Linked DNA regions of Homo sapiens: region 2 is linked to region 1. Evidence: chromatin loops called from intact Hi-C (ENCODE). Cell type or tissue: endothelial cell of umbilical vein. All regions are shown on one strand. Each heading gives the region's core, and the rest is flanking DNA. Links, peaks and the distances in the headings are about the cores only. Region 1 overlaps TIAM2 (TIAM Rac1 associated GEF 2). Region 2 overlaps TIAM2 (TIAM Rac1 associated GEF 2).

Evidence for each region. Hi-C counts contacts between places; a loop is a spot of excess contacts. Peaks named below come from ENCODE experiments on the same cell type or tissue, not always from the same donor. Only the 100,000 strongest peaks of a DNase experiment are listed, where the experiment ranks them.
Region 2: it touches region 1 in a loop (1.8-fold over the local background); 2 of 110 quality-filtered maps call a loop at or near these places.

Annotation. Positions count from the first base shown.
Region 1 is chr6:155,012,381-155,015,181 of GRCh38, forward strand. All of the region lies in intron 1 of TIAM2 (TIAM Rac1 associated GEF 2), which reads left to right. Among named protein-coding and RNA genes, the nearest start is that of TIAM2, 18 kb to the left of the region's middle. In endothelial cell of umbilical vein, for the core only: no CTCF peak of the experiment used is centred there; DNase peaks (open chromatin) are centred at 1,251 and 2,451; H3K27ac peaks cover 1,977 bases.
Region 2 is chr6:155,141,081-155,143,881 of GRCh38, forward strand. The region is part of intron 5 of TIAM2 (TIAM Rac1 associated GEF 2); the gene reads left to right. Among named protein-coding and RNA genes, the nearest start is that of CLDN20, 120 kb to the right of the region's middle. In endothelial cell of umbilical vein, for the core only: no CTCF peak of the experiment used is centred there; DNase peaks (open chromatin) are centred at 151, 1,321 and 1,891; H3K27ac peaks cover 1,974 bases.

The sequences.
Region 1 (2,801 bases), core at 181-2,680:
CTTACAGAAAGCACATTTGCTACTTTTGTGTTGGGTGGAGTGAGGTTTAAAAACAAAAATCAACCAACCAACTTACCAAACCCCATTAATTCCTAATTCTGTAAGATATAGGGTATCTTACAGAATTAATCACAGGGCAATTTCTGATGCTATTTTATTTTTTAAAATTTATTTTATTTTATTTTTTTGAGACGGAGTCTCACTCTGTAGCCCAGGCTGGAGTGCAGTGGCGTGATCTTGGCTCACTGCACCCTCTACCTTCCGGGTTCAAGCGATTCTCCTGCATCAGCCTCCCGAGTAGCTGGGACTACAGGCTCCCGCCACCATGCCTGGCTAATCTTTGTAGTTTTAGTAGAGATGGGATTTCACCATATTGGCCAGGCTGGTCTCGAACTCCTGACCTCAAGTGATCCGCCCTACTCGGGCTCCCAAAGTGCTGGGATTACAGGCGTGAGCCACTATGCCCCATCCTCTGATGCTATTTTAGAAATACTAAAAACAGACATCTTAAAATCTTACAATGTAGCATTAGAATCATATTGAAATCATAAAATACTGGGAGAGACCTTAGAGTGAGTTCAGACTCACTTCAGAAGATGGAGGTGAGAGAGTTTAAGTAACCTGCCCAGTTTCTCCCATCTCGTAAGTCTGGCCATTATGCTCGGGCTTCTGAGCGTCCTCTCACTTCTTCTCCTGCTCCTCACCTGTCCCCTACCTGTGGCACATTGTTGCTCCTCCTAACTGGGGCTGGAGGACCCAGGCTTTCTCTGCACATAGATGCTTACCAGTCCCCATGGCTCCTGTAGTACAGCTGAGGTTTGGGGTCTACAGCTGGCTTAGTCTGTGCTCCTGCAGGTGTGTGTGCCATAGACGATCCAGAAAGCAGGTCAGAAAATCTCTGTCTGCTTATTTCTGTGTTTGATAATCTGTAAGTTCTCTGTATTCCGAGTTTGATGTGGAGTTTTGTCTCTTTTGCTTTGGAGAACTCGAAATTTGGGAGACGGCTTGCTGGGAGAGGTGAGGAACTCAAGGGAAGAGAAGAAAGGCATGGTTACCAACATTTACTACATACCTTTTCTGCATCTGGCGCTGTGCTAGGTACTTCCAAGTGCTTGCTCCCCTCTGCTACACAAAAGGGATATTGGAAAGCCATATTGTACACGAGGATATTGAAGCATAGAGCTGGGATTGAATCCCAGTTTGTCTGACTTCATATCCTTCCTCCCAACTCTTTCTAGGGAGGGGGAAGGGCACAGAGCCCATGTGCGTTTTATGAGCCATATGGAAGTCTGAAGAGCTGCTCAGCTCTGACAGCTGTTTAAATTATCTGTGACACTGCATCCCACCATTAGCAGGGATGATGGATTGTTGACAGTCTCCATCAGAAAAGGCTGGAGTCCCAGTCCGTGGAGGAGCACTTACAGGGTCTTTCCTAAGTGCTGAGTAAGTATAATTGAAACTTGGATTCTAATTATTATTGCTGGGTTAGAAAGCATTGAAGATACTGTTAGGCAGATATATGTCTATGTATCTGTCTACACACACACACACACACACACACACACACACACACCTGAGATGGGGTAGATCATTGTATTTTTGTGTCTACCAGCAAGAAAAGGAAGGAAAAACTAAGGTGATGTGTATTTTTAGTAGAGATCTTCCATAATTTAAAGTCATTTTGTTATTTTCTTTGCTTTCACACAAAAAATATGTGGACCTTTTCTGTGTACCTTACTCCAGTAAATCTATTTTGTCTGTTCTCATGCTACTCATTTGTATTCCATTTTTAATTAACTGTTTGTCCTTGAAAATATATTTTTCTTTGTCTATTCTTATTTGGTGGAACTGTTTCATCTGTTTAGCTAGTGTTTATACTATTTGAGGTCATTGACCTTATTCTTATGTCTTTATCTTCCCTCATTATGCAGGATAGGGTTTAATTCATAGGCATCAAATAAATGTCTATAAAGTAGTCTTTTTATTGTTTCTTTCTCAAATTACTACAGTATTATGTTAAGTAGTTTTTGTGTTTTGTCTCTAAGTTTTGTTTAGTTCACCGTAGTGCTTTTTTTTCTATTATAATGTAAATCTTGCTGAGTTTTAATGCTAGTCATTTGTGAATATCTGATACATGAAACTCAATCACAAGACAGATGTAATTGTAAGATGATTCTTTGCTGTTTGTATCAATATAGGATGCTTTTGACTCTGGTGGATGGTTTTCCTGTTCTTTTGTCTTTAGTTTTTGGTCTTTTTGTGAGTATCTACGTACACTCAATTGTGAGTTCTTGTCATTTTATATTATGTGGTTCATTTACTTATTTAATTTTTCCTGCCAAATATTTTTCCTTTTTAAAAGTATGAGAGAGAAAGACATTTCCTTGGCAGAGATAGGGCCAGAGCAGCAGAGGGAATTGCAGTAAGCATCTGTTTACCTTTCTGATTCCTTCTTTGCAAATTCTTCTCCTATGAGAAAAGAATTTCCTTTAGGCTACAAGCAATGGGGCAGGCTCATGTTGAGTTTGGAGTATGAGTTGTCCGTCAGGAGGCTGGAGAGGCAGACTGGAACAAGAGCTGGTAAGGGCTTGAAAGTGTGGTTAGGATGTCTGGGTTTAACTTGGTCTGCAAGTGGGGAGGTGTTGGAGGGTTGGACTGGCAGAGTAGGGTGTGCATGCTGGAGCTGGGGGTTCCAGCTGGGCTACTGCAGGAGTCCTGGTGATCTGTGCAGAGAGTCCGCACAGGGGGGATAAGAAAGAGGAGAGAGAACCGTCCAGATGAGGCAGCTGGCTGGATATGGG
Region 2 (2,801 bases), core at 84-2,583, 130 kb after region 1:
TGCTAGATTTGTAGTCTTGGCTAGGTCCTGCTTTCCTGGTGTTTGCTTGTAAAACACTTCAAGATCCATGGATAAAGGGTGCTTTGTAGTATAAATGTTATCAAGCACACATTTCTTCCTTTCCTTTGCAGCCAAGGCAAGACTTGTGATAAAGATGTTTTTTTCCCCAGCGTAACCTTTTCCATGTGGCTTTCTACACCTCTTTCCTCTGGGAATTCAGTATGTTGAGTTCTAATTTCTTGGCTTAGAATCCAAGTTGTAATGTTTGGACTTAACTGTTTGGTTTAATCTTAGTTAAAAACACATATATGTGTACACACACACACACACACACACACTCTTAAGCCTAATTTTTAAATTATCCTTAAAGTATCCATGTAAATAAATGGGAGACAGTTTTCTGGAGAGAGCCGTTATTAACAAACCATCTGGTTATCTGCCTACCTGGAATGTATAGGTATATGAGGGACGTACATGTTTTTCAAGGCTTTGGAGGATGTAATAAATTTTCAACAAGGGTAATTCTGCTTTCCATTTGTCTTTTCCAGTGAGTGGATTTTCATGCAGTTCACTGGGGACTTCCTGGGCTGAAGAGTTGGCAAGGTCATTAAACATATCCCTCAAAATGTGCAACAGACTGAGTGATAGTCAGTGTCAGGGGAGGAGTTCATAAACTAATTTTAGAATACTGGTGATTCTGCCCTGAGATGGGCCAGCAGCAGGGATGGGAGATCAAAAGGGTCTCATAGAAAAGGTGGATTTGAGGGAAAACCAAGACTAATTGCCCTCTTTCCCCTGGGTGAGATTTCTACTAATATTACGTCTCTATTCTTGTACTGCCATTGCTATGCCAATCTGTTTTCTCTTTCTGCTACCATAGCAAGAACGTCCAGTGTCAACGACCCCTCCAAGCCAAGACCAGCGCTTGGTAGGGACTGGACAGGGCTGGGGGCCCCCAGCACCGGGGTGAACGGCAAGGCAGGGCTGGTGGCCCCCAGCATCGGGGTGAACGGCAAAGGCAGGGTTGGGGGCCCCCAGCACCGGGGTGAATGGCAGAGGCTTCACTGACACGGGTGCAGCCCGTTTCCACTGGCCCCAGTGCACCCTTAGAGATGCAGAGTCCCGTGAAGTTGAACTTGATGTCATAGAGTTAAGATTGATTTCCTGATTTTTTAAATTTGATAGCCACAAAATTCTGCCTATTGTTTTACTTCCTGGCCTGGCTCTAATGTGAAATGTCCTGTTTTGATTTCATGCCTCCAAGTTAGAGCGGTAGTCTGTTGTCCATGGGTTGTTAGGTTTGGTGACATTTTGGCATTGGCCCAAGGTTTGCATTCATTTCCTCTAGATGCCACGATTTAAACCATGGCTGTTGGAATTCCAGTGTTAGGGAAGCTGGGAAGTGAACGTGAACCCATTGGAAAGAATTTGGACGTGTGTGCAGCTGGAGCTGCTCTGCCCCTTTGCCCTGGTCCTCGGGCCCCGGGTCATGGCTTGTAGCATGTGCAACAGTAGCATCAGATGGGCCTTACTCGATGAGAAGACTTGGTTTATAGTTTAACTGCTGCATCAGTGGCTGGAAAAAGATACTGGCCAGGCCTGCAAGAAGCAGCTCTGGCTGTAAACCTCTTGCTACTTTCCCTTGTTTGTAATACTTGAGTTCTGTCAGCCTGTTAGTTTGGATGAGTTTTATTTGCGGGGAGGAGCAAATGCGCAGTTTCTTGAGATCATAAAGTACCATGGAGGGAGAAAGTACTGCTTCCGAAGTCCAAGCTTGGAGCAGGCATCTTTCTCTCTTGGCTTCTATGTGCTGTTATCGGTTCTATTGTATAAACTTGTTTGTTCATATCAAGACTTATTTTTAAAGGAAGTAATGAAATTGGAAAGACTGAAATAGTTTTCAAAACGTCTGAACTTTTATGAATGAGGATGCAAACACAGTAGTAGGATAAAGTACCGTGAAGTGGGCCCCAGGCATTTGTTTACAGTGAAGGCAGGCTGGTGTTTCTTTCCTGTCAATGTGAAAGGCACTTGCGAAGCACCCAGATGGTGGTCATGTCATTGTTATTCGTATGCTGGAGGTTGCCACATGAGAAGTGGTCAAAAAAGTTTATTGGATACAGATTTGAGGGGATAGTTAACCTATACAAGAGGACACATTTGTGAGCATTTTAGAAGCATTAGTTTGCTTAAAAATTGTGTCTAATAATTATAATGCAATTTCTAATTAATGAAGCAAACTCTTAATAACTTCTACCTGCAATACTTTATTTGCTTATGAGGGGAAGAGTAAGTACTTAAAAGCATATGTTGCAGTATTTTTAGAGTAACGTTTGAAAATTCAGGCACATTTAGTTTCACTTTTCTCCCTTAGTCTAAGTAATGTTTTCTATTAGTTTCACTTTTCTCCCTTAGCCTAAGTAATGTTTTCTATTACTGTGAGATAAAAGGAAATACTAAAAATTAAGTTATTTTACATGGCATTTGGAGAACAAACCGGGTACTTTCTCATAAATGGCAAAGTCCCCTAGGTATGTTCAGTTTCTTGTTCCCATTGATGGTCAACGGAGTGAGTGAGTGTGGGATTTTCTGTGGCCTCTTACATTGAGATTCCCTAAATAATGTGGTGTTGTGCTTAAGGATGAGGGCTTTGGGGCCAGAGGGCCTGAGTTCACATCCCTGCTGCTCCACAGTGCAGCGGTGGGACCCCTGCAAGGAATTCGATCTCTCAGTTTTCTCATTTTTAGTGTGAAAGGAAAATAAAACCTGGGGACCCCAATTCCTGATGCCAGAAGGAAAAA